Linked DNA regions of Mus musculus: all the other regions are linked to region 1. Evidence: chromatin loops called from intact Hi-C (ENCODE). Cell type or tissue: left cerebral cortex. All regions are shown on one strand. Region 1 has its middle 21 kb from the start of Gm52637. Region 2 has its middle 38 kb from the start of Gm31419. Region 3 has its middle 63 kb from the start of Gm31096.

Region 1 (8,000 bases):
CGTCTGCTCGTTATTCACCACAGTAATATTTGGGCACTTTGAAAAGAACGATATTTTAAAATGAAGCTATTCCAAGGAGAAGGAAAAATATCTTCATTTGGCATCCACCAGTCATGCAAATTAGCCCAAATAAAAATAAGACTGAAGGCAACTTCGAATATTATTGTACTTTTCCAGGCTCCTGCCAGTCTCTGCTGTCAATTGAAACCACCCTCCATCCTGGGTGACAATGATGTAAGCAGGGCTTATGATCTTGCCCAGATCCGTGCAGAAGCAGGCACTCAGAAAGCATGGATACCAGAGATTCTTTATGCAGATCTTGTTAGAACCTAGTCCTTGAAGTGACATGGCGCTCTCCATGACAGGACTTTGTACAAGTATGTTTCTACAGTGTTGATGATACATTGTTGGTTCATTAAAGATTAGTCTATCAAATATCCTAAGACTCCCCACGTTCTTCCTGGGAGACCAGTCCAAGTACCTGCAGAAGGGGGCAGAATTAGAAGGGTCAGATATGATGCAGACTGTTTAGAAACTCCACACCCCTTGCTATGAAACAGACGTGGAAGTGGATGAAGAATTTCCAGGACCCCTTGTCCAGGAAGTCCTCACAATGGTACCCAAGTCACTCCTCTCGTGCTTCTGAGGCGATGAAGCTGTGTCTTTTCTCTCTCCTTTCACTTCTGTCTGCTCTGCCCCTCTCTTTCTTTTCTGTCCTTAGTCTCTCTTTTGCCTTCTCTCCTTCCTATGTGAATGTACACTGTGTTTGTTCTGGGCTGCAGGGTCACCTCCACTTGCTATACATAAGCCCAGAACTGAAGATACATTCCATGGTTATTTGAGACAATGGTTGATGCTTCTTACTGTTGGTTTCCTAGCGTTGTGATTGAAATGGCATCACTGGATACAGTCTCAAAGTCCTTCCCCCACACTATTTATGGACAGTTCTGAAAGTTCTCAGCCATCTATATTTGTACTAAGCTACTATTTCAGTGTGATGTCAAAGCAACTGGGACAACATCCTCACTTGGCTAGTCACAGAGGAGACAAACATGTTGGTATAGATGTTTTACATTTGTCTTTCAAGGGTCATGAGGTTGGTGGCTGCAGAGATATCACACCAATGGAACCTATGAGCTAGCAATCCTTCCTTCAAAAACAATCTTCTTTCAATAAGTCCTCTCTTTCCTCTTTCCATGTTTTTTTCCCCTTCTCTTCCTTCTCTCCCTCTGGCAAGATCCTGTTCTTCAGCTTAGAAAACTTTCCTGTGTGGAACATACAGGAGCTGTATGGAGAAGGACAGAGCCATCCAAAGGAGGCTGAGCAGATTTCTGAACTGCCCCATGGACCCCACTCTCCCACTTGGTTTTGTTTGCTGCCAAAGCAATACCCTATACCTCAGTAAAGTATGACCCCTTCACCAATGATGCTTTGTTCAGTCTTCATTACAGGCCACATTTTCTCTGGGATTTCCTCTAACCTTAGTTCTCAATCCTCCCAGCAGATCAGACTTGCGATTTCAGTCATGTGGTCTCAGTATTATGCACACTCCTTGATCCATTAACTCTCCTAGAGCTAGTTCTTTATATTGGCATGTATTCAGGCATAACAGTAGCCATCAGAGATGAGTAAGACCTTTGTTGAATAAGTAATAAATGTTGCTGAATTGGAATATTATGCAGTCATTTCTTATAATATAAAAGATCAACAACATGGAAAAGCATCTCCAATATATTATTTAGCAGAGAGAAAAACATAGCTATAAATAGTGTTGTTTACAGCACCTGGTGGCACAGGCCTGAAGGCATAGCCACTCAGGAGACTGAGGTGGGAGGATTGCAAGTTCAAGGCCAACCTGGACAACTTAGCGAAGCCCTGACTTGATTCCAAAGTTGAAGGAAGGCTGAGGTGATATAGCTCAGTGGGAAAGTGCTTTCTAGCATGAGCCAGGCCCTGAGATCAAGCCCCAGCATCACATGAACTAAAGATGACTCTTCCATTTAATAAAATACACACACACACACACACACACACACACACACACACACACGAGTCTGCACAAACGTGTGTACATGTTCACACACTATTAGAATATTTATCAAAACAAATAATTTACTGTCTCAGTAACAAGGTTAAAAGATATTTTTGCTTATCAATTTGATAATTTTTAATTGTTTTGTTTTAATGCATTTTCTGGAATGTAGTACTCAGCATTTATGTTGTGCATGAACTTTTGTGGTTGTATTGAAATATGATTTCCCACTTCTTAAAAATGTTAGAACTGAACTAAGGTGGGCGAGCATTCTTGAGTAAGGCACAAAGACCATTCACAGGGTTCAAAGGTCAACTAGGAAGATAGCCGTGCAAGATGAAAAGAACAGGAGTAGAGTCAAAGAAGGATGTGGGGCATGAGGGACACAAGGTGACAGGAACTTGCAGTGTGGACTATCTTCAGGTCATAGAAAGGGATGTGGGTGAGGTCAGTGTTTCTATAGTGACAAAACCAATTCAATAATAATAGCAGCCCAATGATTACACAGTCTGTGAAGGGAACACTGAAGAGGGTGCTGAGGTCTTGAAGGGCCACTGATTCTCCTGTGTGCGATGGATGTGTTTGATGGTGAAACAAACAGAACCCGTGTGAAGAGTCGTGTTTCTGGGGCTTGGGAGATGGCTCGTGGTTAAGAACACTCACTGCCCTTGTGAAGGACCTGGATTCTGCTCCCAGCATCCAGATGATAGCTCACAACCATTTGAATTTCAGTTCTAGAGCTTCGGACATCCTCTTCTGGCCTCTGAGTGCACAAAACAAACACATGGTGCACATATATGCAGGTATGAACAAAATACTCATACACATAAAATAAACAAATATTTTTTAAAAGTTAAAACAACAGCAAAAGGATCAGGTTTCCACTGGGGCAAAAGGGCTAAACCAAATGAAATTGCCAGAGGTCATTGCCAGGCCTTCAGCTTAGCTAGCCAGGGACACCCACTGGTGTGTGAGCCACAGTTCTCTTGTTAGGTATGGAATTCACAGTTCTCTGATGGAGACAGACTTGTGGCCAAACTCTAGGCAGGCCATCCCCAGCACTCCAGGGGAGGTGGGTGTGGTCCTCAGCTTTTCAAGATTATTCTGCCAGGTTTGTCTGAAGGTGTTTGTTAAAGAGCTATCAAATGTAACCTTACTATGAAATTCAGATTACAGAGAACATTGTAATAGTTCCTTCTGGAATGAAAGATGAAATGTACTAACTGAGTCCTGCAGATGAGAGAGCTAAATGATCTTTGAAAGAGAGATAGAAAAAACAACCCCACCAAAGAAACCAAACAAAAACAAAACAAAACAAATTCTTGTTACTTAATGTAATAAAGATACTTGCATCATTTTGGGAAAATTGGAAAAGTACCAGAAAAGAAGTCAAAATAACAGCAGTAACAAAAAAAATATTTTTTTTTGATGAAGAATTAAAAATCTCTGCTCCTTGGTATCTAACCCCAATCCTAAATTAAGCACAGTGCTTACACTTGGGGGAAAATATAGAACAGTTCTCCTTGAAAAGAATTCTTGGCAGCATACACCACCAGGGTGATTGGCTATGGCGACTCCAGCGTGTTTGTTTATTTGTGTCTAAAATCTTTAGTGCCTTGCAAGTGGGCCCTGTTGCCCACACTTCCAGTTTCGATTGACAGCCCTGAGAGTTGCTCCATTCACAGCCATCAAAGACATATTCCTTCAAGCTTAGCATAATCCTTTTTGAAGGGCTGCAACAGCCAGTGTTATACTTGAGGAAGAATTTTCAGCCGTGGAGGAAGGAGATCAAAGGGGTTTTCTGTGATTGTTTTTCTTTTTTGGATAAAAATTCATTTGACAAGAAAATTAAATTGACCAGAATGTAATAGCCTCCTCTCTTTCTTACTCATTTAGTCAACCAGTCAGTGAAGGCCAACTGAAGGCATTCTGTGCCAGGCTCAGTGCTGGCTAAGGAGTGATGAAAGCCTGGTTTCAACCCTCAGGGACTTCAAAATCTAACTAGATGCACCTACCTATGAGAGTCTAGTGACATGTGCACTGATACTAAAGACGTCATATGGAGCTGGTCTTGGCCATTTCCCCAAATGCAGATTTTTCCCTTGTCCTGCAAGGTCTCTGCTGCCATCATCTTACTGGGGATGAATTTCCTCTAAAGCCAGGGAGATGACCTTCTCCTGCCCCTCCTGCCTCATTCCACCACTCTGCCCCACATCAGTCTGCTATGTAGGCCTCGGGTTCTGTAGAACTCGGGTTCTGGCTTTGGATTTGATTTAGCCAGTTCAGGGTGGTAGGAGGCAAATGAGAGGCGGGACAGTGGGTTTGTGGTGGTGTGTGTGCCCCCTCTTCCTGTCTCATCACTTGTGACCATTTGACTAAAGAATGCTCCCCCACTTCTCCCCCCACCCCCCGTAGGCTTATGTATGCTTGAATGCTTGGTCCTCAGCTAGTGGAACTGTTTGGGAAGAATCAAAGGGCGTGGCCTTGTTGGAGAAGGTGTGTATTGTTGGAGGAGTAGGTCACTGAGTCAGTGGGGTGGGCTTTGTGGTTTTAAAAGCCCAGATTGGACCCAGTTTCTCTCTGTGTCTCTCTGTCTGTCTGTCTGTCTGTCTGTCTGTCTCTCTCTCTGCTGCTGCTGATCAGGACATAGCTCTCAGCTAATGCTCCAATGCCATGCCTACCTGCTGCTACCATGCTTCGTGTCTTGATGGTCATGGACTCATCCTCTGAAACTGGAAGCAAGTCCCCAGTTGAATGCTTTCTTTTTTATAAGTTTCCTTAATGGTGACGTTTCACTGCGGCAATAGTGACCCTAAGACATCACCCTAGGAAAACAGCAGTGGGAACTGACTTCCACACAATATCCTCTCTGCCCCAGGAGGCATAGCAGCTCACTGGTGTTTGTCAGGTCACTTCACTGTCTCCTTCAGTTTCCTAAATACAACTTGCACTTTGTGGGATTTTTGTTTGTTTGTTTTGCTTCATTGATTTCCGTGGGGCTGGAGATGGAACCCGGGGCTTTGTGCATGCTAGGTAAGCACCCTCAGCCCAGGCCTTTGTGAATGGCCCCACTACGACACACTCACCCAGCTTGATGGGCTACTTACCTCATGTCTTCCTCACACAAAGGGGCAAAGGCCTTCTTCATTAAAGGAAGCAACACAGGATCCATTTTTGACTAGTTCTGAGGCCAAAAATGATGGAACACCCAGGAAGCCTTGAAGTAAATCTTCTTGCTTATTGTGGCAGTTCAGCAGGTCACAGATTTTAAAGCCCTCCTGTCTGGTTTATTTTACCAACTGGGAAACTATTTCCTTGCCGCTTCTATCTCAGGGCCCAGTTCCCAGCATCCACCCAGCCCTGTCCACACAGGCCGGAACAGTGGCCTCCCATCTTTTGTTTTGTCTGGGATGGGTTCCTGCCACAGGCTGGGCCATCAAGCATGAGGGACTGTGTCTCACTGGTTTCTAACAGGACTAAGCCTTGTGTCTGTTCCCCAACTGAGGTGCACATGTCCGCTCTCTCTGCAGCTGAAACCCTGTAAGCCATCTCGCACTCAGGAATTCTGAAGCACATGATTAGCTGTCCTTAGCAGGGTTCAGTGGCTGAGATCTAGCTACTGCCACAGGCTACCAGAGCCAACTGCTGGTGCTCTTGGAACAGTGCCTAGATACAGTCTCTGCTTTGCGTTTAGTATAGATCGTGTGTTGTGACCAGTGTATAAGCAGACAGGCCGCATGGGCTAACGCCAGCTCACGAAGTAGAGTTGCTGCATGTATAGACTGTCCTCAGGGCTGCTCCAGGTACTCTCTCAGGAGGCTGGGTCCATATTACATTCAGAAAGTAGAAACGAATGGATGAGTTAGACTGTTGATAACAAGAGGAGAGAGTGTAGCAGCTATCAAGCCTTAGCTTCAACTCTGTGCGTTCTTCTCTTCTTTACCTTTGAATACATACCTACCACACTCCTCCCCATTTAAAGACTGTGTTCCTTCCCTCGATGAACACCGTGCTGGTTAGTTGTTTTGTTCTGTTTCATTTTAATCAACATGACATAAGTCAGGGTTTATCTGGGAAGAGGGACTCTCCATTGAGAAAATGTCACCATCAGATTGACCCCCTAGGCAAGCCTGCTGGGCATTTTCTTGATTAATGACTGATGTGGGAAGGCAGCGGTCCCTCTGGGTAAGTGGTCCTATGGTGTATGAGAAAACAGGCTGAGCAACTCACGGGAAACAAGTCAGTAAGCAGCCCTCCTCCATGGGCCAGCCTGGACTGGAACCATAGGCTGACACAAACCCTCCCCTCCCCACACTGCTTTTGGTCAGGGTTTTATCACAGAAATAGAATGCCAACTAGGACAAACACAGAAAGCATTTACGTTTTCACTAATGACATCCAAGGACCCGGATCTACTACAATTTTAAAGTTAACATTTACTTCTAAAGACCATAGATCTAAAACCATCCAAACTCACTTCCAGGTCTCACGGTTTGGATTGTGAGACACATTCAGCGTTTTGACCATCCCTGTATAATGAGGATATTTCTATCGTCGCATGAACTATGCGAACTGACCCTGATGTACTGAGAGGGAATTAACAAATTCTCTTGAACAAAATCGCTGATTCCACAGCATTAGTGACAATTTGCTGTCCAATTAGCAGATGCTAAAGTTTTATCGAATGAATCACTTGGGAAAGTTTTGTGTACTGTCGGGGTGGTATAAAATGGATCTTAAATGTTTCCCACAGGCCTGTGTGATGACAGCTCCGTCTCTGGTCCATGGTACTATTGGGAAGGGCTGGAACCTTGAGCCTACTGGGAGAACTTGGGTCATTGGAGGGTAGTCCCTTGAAAGGACTGCAGGACTGTCTTCCCTGCATCTCACTTGCTTCTTTGCAGCCATGACATAAGCAACTTGATTAAAACATAAGCTCTTGCCATGATATCCTGCCTTGTCATGGACCCTAAATGGGGCCAAGTACATACATATATGAAACCTCTCAATCATGATTTATAATAATCCCTTTATGCTTCCGTTATTTATCTCACTGTTTGTTACAGTAACAAAAAGCCAAGCAACCCATGGGTATGCTTTTCTCTCTCATTCTGTATTTACTAGTTTTCCCATTTATTTATTTATTTATTTATTCGCGTTACATACAGATCTTAGCCCTGCCTCTCCTCCCAGACCCCCATGACCTCCTCCCCCATGTTACTTTATTTTTAAAGTTGAAGACAAAAGGTAAGTATATGAAGGACTGCGGAGATGGATCAGTTGGTAAAGCACTCTCCATGCAAGCACAGGACCTGAGTTTGGTCCTCAGCATCCATGTAAAAGCCAAGTGTGGCTGTGGGAATCTGCAATCCCAGCAAGATAGAAGTGGAGACCCGAGGCTTCCTGGGGCTTTCTGGCCAGCCCTTCTGAATCAGTGAGCTCCAGGTTTAAGAAAGACTCTGTCTCCAAGGGGGGGGGGGCATTTGTGGGAGATGCCCAACATTGACCTATAGCCTCCACATGCACCTGTACTCTGTACCTACATTCTAACACACACACACACACACACACACACACACACACATACACACACACAGGGCTGCCTGTCCATCAGTTCCGAAGTTGAGTATGTAACAATGCTAGATAGTAGTCTGAAGAGTTCACAGGCTATTAAAAACATTAACATGGTGTTACAGCATTCCCCTGGGATAGAAATAATTGCCTTATAAGTGGGAAACTGTCCTCAGAGTGAACATGTCAGAAGTGTCCAACTGGAAGCAAGAAGAGACAGAGAGAGAAACACGACTCCTGATTTGGATTGCACTACTTTAATCGCTAAGCTGCACTCAGGTTACGCTAAAGAGATATAATGGCACATTTGACGGGCGCCTTCACATCTAGATCAGATAGGAGCCCTCACAGTCCCGAGTCGAGTCTTTCTTCCTTTCTGCCGAGGATGTCACTCAAA
Region 2 (8,000 bases), 160 kb before region 1:
ATGTGACCTTGTTGGAGGACGTGTGTCACTGAGGGTGGGCTTTAGGTTTCAAAAGCCCATGCCAGGCCCAGTCTCTCCCTTCGCTTTTAGATCAGGATGTAGCTCTCAGCCATTGCTCCAGTGCATGTGTGCTGCCATGCTCCCTGCCATGCTGGTGACAGAATAAACCTCTGAAACTGTAAGCAAATCCCCAGGTAAATGCTTTCTTTTATAAATGTATTGTATGGTCCGCGTGTGTGAACATGTTCACATGTGTATGGGTGCTTGCTTGCCATGCTGTCAAAGCTGTCTTTGTTGGTTGTGGGTGTCCCTCACTGTAGTCACCAAGGCAGGGTCTCTCACTTGAATCGTAATTATCATTCTGGGCTGGCTGAGCTAGCCAGCTTGTTCTGGGAATCCTTGTCTCTTCTTCACTAGAATTACAGGTGGGCTGCCATATCTGCCCAGCATTTAAATAGCTTCTTGGGCTCCAAACTCCAGTACTTACATTTACACGGTAAGCTTTTGTAACTACTGAGCTACCTCCCCAGCCCAGCCGTGGAGTGAATATACTAGAGTATTCAAGGCAGGTACAGTTCTGTGCACTGATGGCCCAAGTCACTCAGGAGACTAAAGTAGGAAGATTACTCTAGTTCAGAATTCCAGGACCAACCTGGGGAACATAATGAGAGCCCATCTTTAAAAATAGGCCTGGCTGATTGTCACTGCCCTAAATCTAGCTGCATGACTGCTTTGTTTTCTCTTGTGTTTTGTTTCTTTAGAAACTCGGGCATGCGTAATGAAAGCTCATGGGTTGCTAGTACTTGTGTAGCTGGGGTAGGGCAGTTCAGAGGCCTTTTGAATGTCCTCCTGGGCAGTCTCTGATCATATTTCCTATACCAGTCCCCTTGGCTGAAAATCCATTAGTCTCTTGACTTTTCATGCGAATTGAAATTGCTATATTGAAAATCATATTCCAAAGCTGAAGCAAAGTAATGCTCCTCTTTTACAAAGCCATCTCGTTGTGTTTACCTTGATGTTAACCGTGCTTTCTCATTTATCTGATACGTATTATTGTCTGGCAGGATATTGTGCCATATGTAATGATTATAATTTAGAAATGAAAACCACTACTTGTCTTCCTCCCTCCCCTTTGGTTGTTGCTGGCTCTGTGGATTTTTTTCCTCTCCCTCTCTGCCTGTAAACATCTATAAAATGAGTAAGAGTAAATGAATTACACAGGTGTAATCCCATTGAAGGTTCTGGAAACAGCCTTTAGCCTCCAGATCCAAGCTCTTACGGTCTGTGTCAGATCAGAAGTGCGAGATAGAATCACAGCTCTGTTATTCAAGGTTTGCTTTTTGCTAATTTTATGGGGAACATAAAAGCTAATGTAAAGCATCTGTCACATCCTTGACCCCCTTGAAGAAACCTGTATCCATGGCAGCCAGAAGCAGGGAGGAGGAGGAGATCCCCAGGTTTACACACAGCATCTCAGAAAAAAAAAAAAAAAAGAAGAAGTGCTTATCTCTTGAGTGTCCTTCCCTGCTGTGCCGATGCACTGATAAGGTTAGGGTTTCATTCTATCAAATCAGCACTCATTAATTGGGCTCATCTCCTCTTCCCAGTGCTAGAATTACAGCAGTGAACAAATCACACAAGAATCCTCCTGTCCCATCACCCGGAGCCCACTTACACTATGACTAAACAAGATAGAAAAAAATGTTGCACATAACAAGCTCTTCACACAAAACTGGTTAAGGCAAGAGTTAGGGGCCTAATCTTTCAAGGCTGCAGCTGGGCTTTTCCATTGAATAGGCTGGGTGCCAAAGACCTCACTGATAAAATGATGCTTGGGCAGATATCAGAAGGAGGGAGAGCCCCAGTGCAGATTTCTGGATGTAGAGACTCCCAAGCTTGGAGACAGCCTGTGCAAAGACCCTGAGACTGAGGCTTGGCAGAGGGAGTAGCAATACTCATGTGTCCCCAGTCAAATGAGAACAAAGGAAGGAACCAAGTGCATAGAGATTTAGAAGTCCGTGTATTATAGGGCTTTCTAGGACCAAGGAAGGCCCTGAGATCCTCTGGGAGGAGTTGGAAATCCCTGAAGAGTTTCAGATAGAGAAATGGTCCATTTCAAACAAAACACCTAACACAGCTTCATAAGAGTTAGGGAGTTGGGCTTTCAACGGTAAGACAGGCTGCTGCAGGAAAACCTGACAAGAGATCATGGTGGCTCGGAGGAAGGTGGCAGGTGGTGCTGAGATAGAGTTTACTGAGGTTGTAAGTTGAGGGCAGAGCCAATGGAATCTGCCAACAGATTGAGTGTGGGATCCCTTCACAGACCGATTCTCTGAAATCGTTACTTAAGGTGCACGAGGAGTTCTGGACGCCTCTTCCTGAGGATAGACACTCAGCATTACATCACTGGCCACATTTGGAATTTCTTTCTTTCTTTGCTGCGTTTTGTACTGAGCACATCTACAGCATTTGCAAGGCCAGAGAAATATCATTTCTGTGCCTTTCTGTTTTTGGACTGCAGATTCTTGCTGCCACAGAGAAGCATCCCTACAGAAGTGCTGCAATCCTCTTGGGTCCAAGAACAACACACACATCCATCCTTCTGCTCACCACTGCCTCCCTGCATCAATTATGCCTCCACCGTAATCTCCGATGTCTCCTTCCTCCAGACTCTGCTCCAAGCTGTAACTGATTCATGTTCAGCCTGATGCAATAATCTTTACACTGACTCTTCTGTTTTCATGCTTCCAGAAAACTAGCAGCTTGCAGCCAAAATTACCCTTGTCCAGTTTCATTTCCATCCACTTGCTGTCCCTCTGAGAGTCCTGTCTCTGCCTCTCTCTCTCTCTCTCTCTCTCTCTCTCTCTCTCTCCTCCCCCTTTCCCTCCCTCCTTTTCTCTCTCCCACTAAATTGAAATAGTTTAGCATATTCTTTGTACACACTCTCACCCTGTCCTTTTCATCTTTAGCACATACCTATGTAATTTTGGGTTCTCTCCGGCAAGCCACCTAGAGAACTGAGTACATCAGGTAAACACCAGGTATGAATCAGAAACACCGTCATCCGATTTTCTGGTTATCACTGCCTAGAATGTGAGAATGGAACACAAATAGTAAATAGGACCACAAGGGGTAATTCTTTACTCTGCAGACCTTAATTTTCCTTCTAAGTGTAATAAACAGCTGACCTGAGAGTGCATAGTCATTTCTGGAGCTTGATCAATACTTCTGGCTCTGTGACTTCAGATACACAAAGAGAATTGTATCTTCTGGTCCTTTTGGGGGTAGATGAAGCCATGAGACTAACTCTGGCTAATAATGTAAAAAGGTTGCATCCATCATGATGACTCCCCCCCATCCCTTGGTCACTGGTGGTGTTCTGATTTATTGAATGGCTCTGACATATAGCTCTTTTGGCAACCTGGCAAATATATGGCATAGCCAATAAACTTTTTTTTTGACTACTGAGATTTTAGGATTCTTACTACAGTATGATCTATGTCTCTCTTTTTTTTCCCCCCATGGTACTGGGAATCAAATACAGAGACACATCTATGCTGCTAGGTATATACTTTGCCACTGAGCTAAGCCCTGTTCCAACCTAGCCCATGCTAGCTTGATTTATTCAAGTTACCTGTTTCTGTAATAGGTACTTAAGAAGTGACTTTAAAGCAGATGAAACCTTGAATGAATAATAAGGCCTTGCCTAAGTAGGTATCAGACTGACTGATTCTAGCCCTGGAGGCCTTAGGAACTAAGGGAGTAAAAGGAAGATCAGCCCTGGCTTTAGGTAAGGGGAGATAACCTGATGGCAAACTCACATAAGACATCTATCTATAAGGGCTTTCTAGGGTTGGAACTCACATAAGACATCTATAAGGGCTTTCTAGGGTTGGAACTGAGCTTTCTTGCTTTGCCTCAACCAAGCAGCCACATAGCTGGGGTCCTATCTGCTCAGGAAGGAATTTCCATCACAGACGATGACAAGAAGTGAAGGCGGGAAGGGCCACCTGCTCTGCTTCATGACTTCCAGAGAGGCAAGTGCACATGCCCCATGACCTGTTCGCCCAAGCCTGTGGTACTGACACAAGCACGTGACTGTGGACAATGCCCGTGGACAGCTCAAGCAAGGTCAGGAGAAAGCCAACATTCTCGATGCCGTCTAAGTACCACAGAGTGGCAAAGAAATGACTTCTGCTTCCTGTAGAGACCATTAGCTAAATTGCAATATCTCATTCTTGGACTGCCTTTGCCAGGGTATTGTTTCTTGCTTTGAACCTGGGAAAGGGAAGGAAGAGGCAGGCGACCGTCTACCTCCCTCTTCTTTTCTATGAAACCCACTGTTTAGAAGGACGCTTTGTTTTTAATTGGCAGGGGGAGGCTAGTGAGAGCCGCTAGCTTTCTGCTTGTGTTATGATTTTGTGACAGTGTGAAGTCAATCTTTGAGCAGTTACAGCTCTCCAGAGCTGTCAGTAACTCAGAGACTTCAACTCTGATTAAAACTCATGACTAGAAGAAATTACCATAATTCGGTGACAGGCCCAGAGAGAAAGCCGTGATGATACGCATAACAGTGTGCCAGTGAAGAGGGCACCACGGCGAGTGCTTTACTTTAGTACCTAGGACTTTCCTCAGGGTTACCACTGGGGACCATCATCGTCTTGTCAATGAAAGTGAGCCAGTGTGTGCTTGGCCTGCCTCAGATACTCACCTTGGGGAGGAAAAGAGGTCAGGCATATTCACCTGCAGTGATTTTTCTATTGGACGCCATGTTGTGAAAACAGAAGCTATCTGACCTGTGTGGTGAAAGGACCAGCAGAGAACGGAATTCAAAGTTCCAGTCCAATAAGCCAATTAATTGTCTGAACCCCTCTGACCACCTATAACAAAGCCTCTCATGTCAGGGTTCTCAGAAACACACTATGCTGTTCCTTCTGTCACCAAGCTGTCCTTCTGCCCCCAGGCCACAACAGGCTGCTTCCTGTTACTCTACCCTGATTGGGCCCCTTGCATGCCTTTCACACATATCCATTCTTTTTAGGTGACACTAGGACCTTGGTAGGTTCTTTTGAGCTCAGCCACTAACTCTGCTAATGGCTTAAGGCCTGGGATGTTCTGGCTGCATCTTAACCATGAACTTTTCAGTTTGAAGCCCAAAGTATTAGAATTTAGCCTACACGGGTAGGCTGATTGATGTTGGGGAGGTGAGTCTGTCTGGGGGGAGGGTTCTAATCATACCAGGTAACTATTGTATCCCTCCAGTGAAATGGTGCAGTGCCCTGCTGGTGTTGTGGGACTGTGTAACTCTCTCTACTTCTGTTCAGTCAGATAGAATGTCACTTCCTCCACACAATCTTCCTTTATTAAAAAGTAGGTTGCACTGTGTGATGGCACTCTCTCTCTCAAGTATGTGTGTGTGTGTGTGTGTGTGTGTGTGTGTGTGTGAGAGAGAGAGAGAGAGAGAGAGAGAGAGAGAGAGGCAACATGTCTAAAAGATACAGGTAAACAGCTGTCAATAGTTCTGAATGTCTAAAAAAGCAATGGTCATTCTATTACTAGGTGGGCAAGCTGTATTGCAAGCAGATTTCCTCTGTTTAAATAATTATTTCAGTCTAAAGTCTCCATTTACCAGTGTTCATTTATGGACTAAAGTCTACACTCCGCTTATATTTTAGCATGGGAAGGACTCTGTTTTAATCACATATGCATATGAATACTTGCACAGACGTACACACAGAATGTTCTGTGAGGGTGATATTTTATATCAAGCCCAAAAGATTCTAGGATAAGTGGAAATAAGTATTTGTATAGAAATTTAACAAGTAAATATAAAAATATTGAGACTGTGAAAACTTTTGACTTAGCAATTCTACATCTAAGAATTTATTTTAGAGACAATTAGAGATGTTCAGGAAGAATTTTGTAAGGACAGTTGAGGAATTTCATTAGAGTACTATTAATAACAAAATATTAAAAATAATTAACACTTAATAATTGAGGGTTGATAAGAGGTACATTCATATAACATTGTTGAATTAAATACATATAACTTTTTTTACTTTTGTTTATTTTATGTCTATAAGTGGTTTTGTCTGTATGAATATGCATATGTGCATCATGAGTATGCAGTCCCTGCAGAGGTCAGAGGAGGACATCAGATCTCCTGGCGTTGGAGCTGGAAGGTTGTGAGCCGCCATGTAGGCACTGGGAACTGAACCCAGGTCCTCTGTAGGATCAACAAGTGTTCTTAACTGCTGAGCCACATCTAGAACCCCAACATAAACATTAATTTACAGGATTAGAATGTACACCAGGATCTCTGGTTACATTTTAATGTTTATGGCGGTTTTTAAATTTATTATTTGTATTTTAAACTGCTAAGGAGAATGATTACTTTTATAGTAAAAATAAAACGGTGATTGAAAACATGAAATTTGGTTTATATAAATGGCTTAGGGATGAGGACACTTGCCAGCAAGCCTGGCAACCTGGCTTCAGTCAGTGCCTGGGATCCGAATGCAGAAGGAGAGAACAGACTTCCTGACCTCACCCTCTGGCCTTCACATGCTCTCTGCGGTGTGTATGTTTCCAACACAAACAAATACATGTAGTTAAAAAAATTAGTACATAAATCTCATTTGTTCAAATTTTAACTCAGAAAACATATTGAGGTCTTATGTAATGCATACACAAATAGGAAAGATTGGCAAACAATGGAACTTCCAAAAATTGTTGGGACCATTTAGGAAAAACATTCTATTTGGAGAATTAGAGAAAAAAAAGTTGGAATCTCCCCCTTCTTACAGCATATTATTTATTTTAACCTTTGATTTTCATATCTGTATGAAGGAGACAACAAATTATTTCCTAGAGCTATTGTGAAAATTGTTGGGGGAAACAATCAAAAACATTACTTATTTCTAGTGGAACAATGTATAACTACTCAGAACTTAGGGTGCACAATGAAAGGCTGATGCAGGTGAGGCAGGTCTGTCTGGGGGACACATGTGACAGTCACTCCTACCTTGTCCATCTTAGTCTCCTGCTAGAGTGACACTGGCTGTGAGATTTGCCCCCTCATTCATACCAACGGGTTGCTATCTTAAAATGCACTGTAATTATTATTCAGGTATCGCACACCATTGTAAAAGGTTGGTTTATACCCCCAGATTCTAAAAGAAGGGGGAAACCAGGCTCCCGGGACAAGGGCTACAGAGGGAAGGGCAAACTGGTCGGGGCACAGAGGAAGCAAGTACAAATGTGAGTGACCTCTTTTGTCCTGCTGGCTTGAATGTCTGCAGCAGTCTCCAAGGCGTGGCCTGGCCCAGCCCTTAGTTGTCTGGTGTTTGGCCCTGGAGCAAGTAACATACAGCAGGTAGATGGGAGCCCAGAGTGTGGGGCTGCCACAAGGAAGGTGCTTGGAAAGGTAGCTTGTGAATCAGGTGGTTTACTAATGTCGGATACGCTGCAGCCCGGCAGGGGCTTACAATGCCTCCAGGTGCCTGCTTATCAAAACTACAAAATAAACAGATCCGTGAAGAATCGGGTTGGGCCAAATTAGCACTGTGATATCACATCACATCCCTGTGGAGAAGGGTCAGGAAATTGGTGCAGTTTGGAACCTTTGCCAACTTCTGTTTTCAAGAATTGAAATTACAGTAATTTTTTTTTCATCTTTCTAGTTGAGTGTAAAAGCCATCGTAAAAGTCAGTGGCCTAAGATGAAAGCTGTTCTCTTTGCTCATGATTCTGCAATTAGAGCTAAACTCAGCTGGGTGGTTCTTTTGCTGGCCTTACCAATGGTCTCTCAAAAAAGTTCATTGAGTTCACTCGATAGCTACGGGCCAGGCTCAGCTGAAGGCTGGCAAGACTGGGCCTCTTCCCACCCTTCTCCGATGATAGCTTCATTCTTGACTTCTATCTTCACATAGAAAGTAGACATTCTCCGTACCTCTCCAGGATTGTCAAGAACGCAGAATCAGAAGTCCACCCATCACACTA
Region 3 (8,000 bases), 180 kb after region 1:
GGGCTCTGTTTTCTTCTGAGGAACGGAGAAGAGACGCTGGTACATTCTTCATGCTCCTCCTGTCAAGGTTGTAGAGAATTAATGTTTCCTTCAACAGTCACCCTAGGGTAGTCCCTAAAATAAGGCGCAGGGCAATGCAGAAAACGCCACAACCCGTTTGTGGGCCTTAGTGAAAAAGAAGTCAAGTCTGTGACATTAACACACATGTCGTTATATGAACGCAGCCAGTTCCTCACCTGCTGCTCTGAGGAGTTGCTGGCATTTCTGGCTGCCACAGAAAACAGGTGATCACTGACAGAGAGCACCAGCCTAGCCTTTGGCCCCTTGCTGCCTCCATAGCCCCGCTCCAGGATGCCAGACCAAAGACCCTTAAGCCATCCTCAAAGGATAAGCCTCCACCCTTTTTTTTAAGCTCTCAGGATACAGGCTCGCCTACTCTTCCTCTCCACCACCCACTCTTCTCCGTGCAGGCTTCTGGTTCCACCCACCTCTGTCCTGAGGGAGCCTCAGGAAAGAGCCCTGGGGCCTCCTCAGCCACCTCAGCACGTGACAGGAATCTATCCTCCCTCAGCTTCCTGGCAAGAAGCTCTTAGTGGCAGTTTCTCTCTTTTTCAGGTGTCTGTCTCTCTCCCTGGGAGTCTGCTCTCAGCTCCCCTCCCTTCCACATTGCCCTCACTCTGTCTCCTCACGACTGGTGGCTCCAGGAAGAGGGTCCTCACAGCCACTACCTTTCCATCATTATCAGCCCCGACCTTAGCTCCCCAGGGACATCCTGACTCAGGTATCTCCTGCAAAGCTACAAATCAGCTGTTCTCTCTGTCCCTCCTCCACTCTCAGAGTTAGCGATGTCCCTGGTAGAGCTGTTGGCCTTATTTTTCAAATCCAACCACTTGCCAAATCTTTGCAACACCACCTTCCTTCCATCCTTATCAAATGTGCAATGTCTGCTCTTGCAGACCGTTGCCAGGTCATCTAATACCCTCTGGGGTGCTCACATCACCCCTATACTCTATATTCTGTAGTCTATTGAGGGTACTCTCGAAGTTTGCTTGGGAGACACTAATTTATCTCTCCCTGGCTCTAAAACCTGCAATGGCTCCCATGACTGATAAATTTCCTGCTGCTGAGCAGGGAATTTAAACTCTTTGTAATCCAAGGTTCTCTTTTATTTTGTCTTTCTGGAGCTGTTCTTCAGTGTCATTTAAATTCCCACTAGTCTTCCCATCTTTTGCCAAACAGGCAGTTTCTCTTATTTGCATCTATCAGCATCCTGCCTTTTCTTTAAGGCGCACCTCAAAATGCCACTTCTACCTGGAAGCCTTCCTGGGTTCTCCTAACCAAGTCCCCTTTCCCTGGTTCACTAGGTTTCGCTAGCCACGGCCACTATACACTGGCTCACCACGTCTGCTACCACGAGTGCTGGGAAACACCAGTTCAAAGCAGATACTCAGAAGCTATGGAAATGTGTTTTCTTCACACCAGGAGCACAGATCACGGGTCGAAAAAATTCAAGGGGCTTAGGAAAGCTGGCGAAGGGGGAGGCAGACTGAAGCTAGGCAGAGTGGCTGCTGTCAGCAAGGCTGTCTTCCTGTAACTGTATCCCCAGGGACCACAGGTACCTCTGCTCAATCTCTCTCTCTCTCTCTCTCTCTCTCTCTCTCTCTCTCTCTCTCTCTCTCTCTCTGTGGTCACTCAGGATATGATTACTGGCATTAGATGCAAGCACATGTTTCTGATCCATTAGTCTGAGTGAGGCTGAGAAACTGAAAAGGGGGCCACCAGGGTATTGCTGTGATTGCTGGCTGGGTTGGTCTAGTTACCACCTCAAAGAGGAGTGAGGTGGAGGAGAGGAAGGATCTAGCAGATGGGGGGGGGGGGTTACGGAAGCAGAGGGAGATGAGAAAAACACAGGGCACCATCCTGGAGGCAGGAGGACGTTCCCTTAAACTGTTATAATTGTTATAATATGGAGGGTGGAGGTGGGGTGCACATGGGTCCCGGACACACATAGGCACCCACCCACAAAGCAACCCGGAGGCTCAGGCTTCTTCTCCCCCACAGGGGGTTGGCCATCAGCCTGACAACCCTAGCGAGCATTGTTGCTCCGGTATACAGTAGCCCACGCAGCATAAATCTGTCTCCCACGCAGGAACAGCCTGAACAGGAGGCTACAGCCCGGTAATGAAGACGTGAACCGCTGAAATGCCGTGTCAGATGGCGGCGGTGACATCTGAAAGCCGTAATTTGCTGCTCGGCATATTTTTGTTCCAGGTACCAGAGCCTGCACAAACGCTGTCGCGTCTCTCCCGAGGCAGCCGCTCTGCTCTCCAGCCTGGCTCTGGGCCAGGTGGTCTTGGCCTTGCCAACAGGTTTCTTTGGTGGAGAGCTCAAGAAGTCTTTGCTTGGATCGTCTGACCAAGCAGAAACCGGGGAGTACCATGAGGTTAAAAGCACCCCTTACTCCCCAAAGTGCAGGTCGCTTGAACCGCCCGTATCCCCTCACCCCAATCTAGTGACCTGACTTCTTAAAGGGTGACTTATAAGGGATCAAAATAATTTTAGCCATGCCAAGGCTGGAGGGCTCTTAAAAAGGAAAGATTACTACAAGCAAGGCACAAGAAACACAGATCTGTTGTTCAGAGCGGCTCGCTCCTTTTTCAATCAGCAGCTTCTCCATTCTTTCTTTCTCTCTTGGTTGATACCTTCCCAGAAGCCCAGCCAAGCAGACAAGCAATTTCTATAAGTATAGGCCTTCAAATGAAAGGTTGTCCTTTGAGCCCTCACTGGCTACCTGGCACTTCAGTGGAATCAGTACCCGTGTTCTAGCCTCTGTCTGTAAGCGAAGAGGGATCTCCCACGGGCACACTCAGGCTATGCTTAAACCACAGGAACTGGGAGATTCACGGTCTGGGCCTAGAGTGGGGCCTTTCACAGCTTAATCCTCCCAGCTGGGCCTCAGCTCCGCAAGCCGCGCATACATCTGTTGACCCGCTGCTCTCTGGATGGCCTCCCTGCCAGGCTCGCTGGAGTGGGCGGAGAGGATAAAGTGACAGTGAACAACAGGAGTCTCAGCTCCTGGCCTGGGTTCCTGAGAGCACAGGCTGCAAAGCAGGCTTAACAGCCTCCAGAAACGCCCGCCCGGAGGGGCAGGGGCAGGACAAGACCTCTTTCACTTAAGTGGAGGGTTTACCTCAAGGACAGGATCTCAAGGACTCCTAGGTGCTCGGTGTAGAATCACCCTGAGACTGGGAGGCACTCTGTAAATGCTTCCCTGGAAAACTTCCGTTGGGCAAACTACTGGGACCAGCAGGTTATTCATCTCCCACAGCATGGTGGTCCAAAGGCAACAGGGAGCAGGCAACAGACTTCTCCACACCCAGAAAAGCCCGCTGTCACCTTCGCTGCTCACGGGCACACTGTCCAACACTGGCTCTTTGAACCACAAACATTTTCTCACCTAGCCAACAGCATAACCCACTTCATAAACTGTGATCATGGGGTCACGCGGAGAGATGATAGAAGACTCGCTTGTTAAATGCAACGTTTTAGGGTTGTTTTTTCCCACTCCTGTATCATTGAGATTAAATTTATGTGTTTTGCTGAAATTCACCTTTTTTATACCTCATTCTTCCACTCCTATGAACGCATGCTTTCATGTAAATTGCATTACAATCAAGATAGAAAACATTTCTACAGTCCCCAGAAGTTCCCGCACGCCCCTTTCTAATCAATCCTGACCCCTCAGCCCCAGCTCCAGGCAGCACTGATCTATTTTCTGTCCCTATGGTTTCCGCTTCTTTCCAGAATGGCACATAAATAGAACCGTACAGTATGTGTACGGCTTCCTGAGTCAGGCTTCGTTCACTTAGCATGATCCATGACTGTGTTAGTAACGTGTTTTCTCTCATCGCTAAGAAGCATGCAGGTATCTGTCACCCATTAACCAGCTGAAGGACGTCTGGATTGCTTCCAGTTTGGGGTGATTATGAGCAAAGTCAGAGTGAACACCCAAACTCGGGGGTTGGTGCGATTGGAAGTTATCATTTCAGTAAATAGCCTGAGCCAGATTGGCTGGTATCAGTGCATTCATAGCTTTGAAAAGTAACTGCCAAACTGTTTTCCAAAACAATCGCAATTTATTCCCACCGGCAGCATAGCTATGATTGTTCCATGGTCCCGTGTTTTTCTGACATGGTTGCAGCTTCTTGTTTGATTGCTATTTTCATGGGTAACTAGCTGTAATTAATTGTAGTGGTATTTTAGTTGTATATCAACAGCGATGCCAAACCCTTTTGTGTGCATACTTACCATCTATATGGCTTCTCTGATAACACATCTGTTAAGATGGTTTGCCTGCATTTTATAGAGCAGTCTGGTTTTTACTTACTACCAAACTGTGAGATTTCCATCTACACACAAGCTCTTTCCCAGATATGTGATTTACAGATGTTTTCTCCACATGTTATTTTTCTTATTCTCTTTATTTTTGGTGTTGTTTTCCATTTCCTTTATTTTTTATTTCTTGAAGAAAAAAAAAGTAAGTTTTTATCAAATCAAGTCTAGTTTATCAGTTAGATAATCTCTTTGGTTTGTATCCAAGAACTCACTGCTTAAGTCAGAACCACGGAGATTTTTCTCCTGAGTGTTTTATAGCAGTCTGTGTCAATGCTGTCTTCTCCTCTGTTTATGTTTATGTAACCCCGCCCACACCACGCTCAACAGTCTGTCCTTCCCTGTATCCAGAGTCTGCTGCCAGTGTGTGCATAGCATTCTCTGGGACTCCCTGCCCTGTTCAATTGATCTAAATGCCTGTCCTTTCTACAGCCTATCCTTTCTGCAGCATGGTTCTCATCATTCCTGTGATAAACGCCTCGGAGTTAAGAGAACGGACTCTTCACCATGAGCCTGTCTCTCATTGGTTGCTTCCTTAAGCTAATTTCCATAATGGTCTCCCAACCATCTTCATGATTTCTATTGGAGAAATGATTTGCTCCCAGGTTGGAGGAGAGCATCTTCGTCCAAGGGGAGTTCACAGTGGGTAGACACGGTGGATCTCTATTTGTATCAGTTTTTTTTTTCACCAAAATCTTATACTTAAAGCAATACAGATCTTTAACACTTTTAAAAACTTTTAATGTGTATCCAGTGCTCTGAGGGGTGCTATTGTAAATGGCACTTTAACTGCAATCGCATTTACTGAATTTCACCGGGTGAGTGTTGGGTGCTTTTGCAGAGAAATGTAGCTGCTTCGCTGGGTCGCTCCTCGATCCAGAGCTGATTACCTCCATTAGTAATTCTATCAGCATTGAAAATCGATGACTCGAAGGTTTCCGAGATCGATTGGTATGATATTACAAGAAGAGACTTTAAAAACTACGCGCAATTTTTTTTCTTGTCTTATCACACACTGCCTAGAACTTCCACAGCTGTTCGGATTTAACTTGTAGGAAGGATTCCCTCCCACCCTGTGTGTGTCTTGAGGGACCTTGCTTAGCTGCTCACCTCTGAGCATCCTGATGGCTGCAGGCATTTTCAACATGCCTTTACAGATGGGGAAGCCTAGTTTGCTGGCCATTTTACTTGTCCTTCTGGTTGTTTGCTTGCTTGTTTGTTTGTTTGTTTGTTTATCATGAATGGATTTTAAATCTATCTGCTGAGATGATCACAGAGTTCTTCCTCTGTAGTCTGTTTATAATGGAGAATTACACTGACCAGTTCTTAAAATGCTTAATCACCACTATATCCCAGATTACAATGCCTACATTCTAAGTGTTCTTGATGAGAATATATAATGTGCTATTTTAGGGGATCAGCCTGCGGAGATCACTCGGGACAGGTTAGGTTGGTAGAGAGGGTCGTCCCATCATGTCTCCTCACTGATTTTGCTCTATGTTCATTAGGCTGATCTAGTTAGTGCTGAGATGGGAGTGTTGAAATCTCTGATTACAATTACCTATCTCTTTTCATCTTTGTTAGTTTTTGTTTCTGTGTTTTGAAGTGTTGATATTAAGTTGGAGCTGCTGTCTTGTGTCTATTTCCCCTTGTTCCATCTGCTGCATCTTTGTTCTCTTCTCCCTGACACTGCATAGCTTGTCCTCCATCTTATTATCTAGCATTGACATCATTTTACTTTTGAAATTTATAGCACCGACTGGAACTAATTACAGCCTATACTCAAATAATAGAAAGCATTGCACCTAAGTGTCACAACTGTAAATATCCAGTCCCTTCAGACCTTTGTCCCATTGTTGTATGTATTGGGTTTTCTGTTTGTTTGTTTGTTTGTTTGTTTGTAATATATTAAACACACACCACAGTCCTACTGTTCAGTTTTAGGTGGCTATCTTTTGTTTAACAGAGTGACTAAAGATGATGTTTTAGATGCCTTGATCTGCACCCACCTTAACCATTTCCAGGGAGGCTTAATTTCTGTGTGCAGATCTAACTGTCTGCAGACATCCCACCCCTCCGCTGAGGAGCTCTTTAAGGCCTCTCTGGGTCTACAGTTGTGGTTGTGGATTCTCTCAGCTCTCGCTCTCTCCAGCGGCCTTTGCTTCACCTCCGTTTGTAAAGCTGTCCTGGATGAGCCGGAGCTTTGAGTTACACAGTTCCCTTTACTGTCTTCTAGAAGACACAGACTCGGAGTGGAAATCGGTTACTCTGTCTGCTGTTTCCTCTCGGGTCTCCGTCTCGTTGGGTTACAGAGGTGTGGGGTGTGAATGCCCCTCTCCTCATCTCCTTACCTTATTCATAAGTTTCCTCCCTGCCCCATCCCCATTCTCTCCTCTGCCCTGTGGGATTTCAACTCCAGGTATATTCAGCCTTTTGATATCAAGCCACACCTCTGGATTTCCTTTCTCTCTCTCTCTCTTTCCCTTCTTTTAGCATTTCATTTGTAGTACTTTTCCTGTGTTGGTAAAACAAACAAACACCAAACAAAAAACACATAGGTAAGTGCTTTATTACTGAGCTACATCCTCTGCCCCTCAGTTTTGAATTTCTGTATTGACCTGTTTCCAGGTTCACTGATTCTCAGTGGTGTTAGTTCCACTTATGAGACCTCCTATCTCTCTTCCCTTCCTCTCCTCCTTTCCTCTCCTCTCCTCTCCTCTCCTCTCCTCTCCTCTCCTCTCCTCTCCTCTCCTCTCCTCTCCTCTCCTCTCCTCTCCTCTCCTCTCTCTTCTCCATTCTTCTTACTTTCCTTCTCTTCTCTCTCCACTTCTTGTCTTTTGACAGAGGATTTTGCTCACTATGTAGCCCAGGCTGGCCTCAGATTTGATTCTCCCTCCTCCACTTCCTGAGAAGCAGGGCCACCACTCTGCCTCTGTTGCCTTGTCCTTGTTGAACTCCTGGTGGTTTTGTTTGTGGCTTACTTATGGTTTCAACTTTCTGATCAGATTCCCATCTCTCCACAGACATTGCCCACTGACTCTAATGCTTTGACACTCCCAATAGCCACTCACTGTGTGTTTCCACAACACTGTGTATTTCCAGGTCCTCTCTGAGTTTGCTTATGTTCCTAACTTCACCCGTTTTTCTTTTCCTTTTTTCCTCCTAGTGCGAAGGACTGCTTGCCTTGAACCCACAACCCTCCTCCCTCATCCTCTCAAGTAGCTGAGGTTAAGGACTGCAGGACCACACCACCCCTTTAACAATGAGTTTACTTCTCTTGCTTCTTTGTTAGTATGTATGTATGTATGTATGTATGTATGTATGTATGTATGTATTTAATAGAGCAGTAGGCGTTGTGTGAAGAATAGTAGAGTCTAAGGCAAATATTATTGATGACTGGAAACAAACACATCAAGCCTTCAATGTAGAGATTTATTTGATCAAATTAGAATTTGAGGGTTGTTTTTGGTTTTTGTTTGTTTGTTTGCTTGCTTGTTTTTGAGTCAAGGTTTCTCTGTGAAGCCCTAACTCTCCTGGAACTCACTCTGTAGATCAGGCTGGCCTTGAACCCAGAGATGTGCGTGCCTCTGCTTCCCTAACGCTGGGTT

What was found. Peaks named below come from ENCODE experiments on the same cell type or tissue, not always from the same donor. Only the 100,000 strongest peaks of a DNase experiment are listed, where the experiment ranks them.
Region 2: a loop joins it to region 1, with 2.9 times the contacts of the local background. A loop is called at or near these places in 3 of 42 quality-filtered maps.
Region 3: a loop joins it to region 1, with 2.7 times the contacts of the local background. A loop is called at or near these places in 2 of 42 quality-filtered maps.

The regions. Positions count from the first base shown.
Region 1 is chr3:85,360,757-85,368,756 of GRCm38, reverse strand. No RefSeq gene overlaps it. Among named protein-coding and RNA genes, the nearest start is that of Gm52637, 21 kb to the left of the region's middle. In left cerebral cortex, no CTCF peak of the experiment used is centred here; DNase peaks (open chromatin) are centred at 3,661, 3,941, 5,691, 7,925 and 2 more places; H3K27ac peaks cover 4,641 bases.
Region 2 is chr3:85,525,352-85,533,351 of GRCm38, reverse strand. It overlaps Gm3740. Among named protein-coding and RNA genes, the nearest start is that of Gm31419, 38 kb to the right of the region's middle. In left cerebral cortex, no CTCF peak of the experiment used is centred here; DNase peaks (open chromatin) are centred at 1,782, 2,430, 2,534 and 3,036; H3K27ac peaks cover 6,353 bases.
Region 3 is chr3:85,181,078-85,189,077 of GRCm38, reverse strand. No RefSeq gene overlaps it. Among named protein-coding and RNA genes, the nearest start is that of Gm31096, 63 kb to the right of the region's middle. In left cerebral cortex, no CTCF peak of the experiment used is centred here; DNase peaks (open chromatin) are centred at 2,715, 2,813, 3,874, 4,713 and 3 more places; H3K4me3 peaks cover 490 bases; H3K27ac peaks cover 4,813 bases.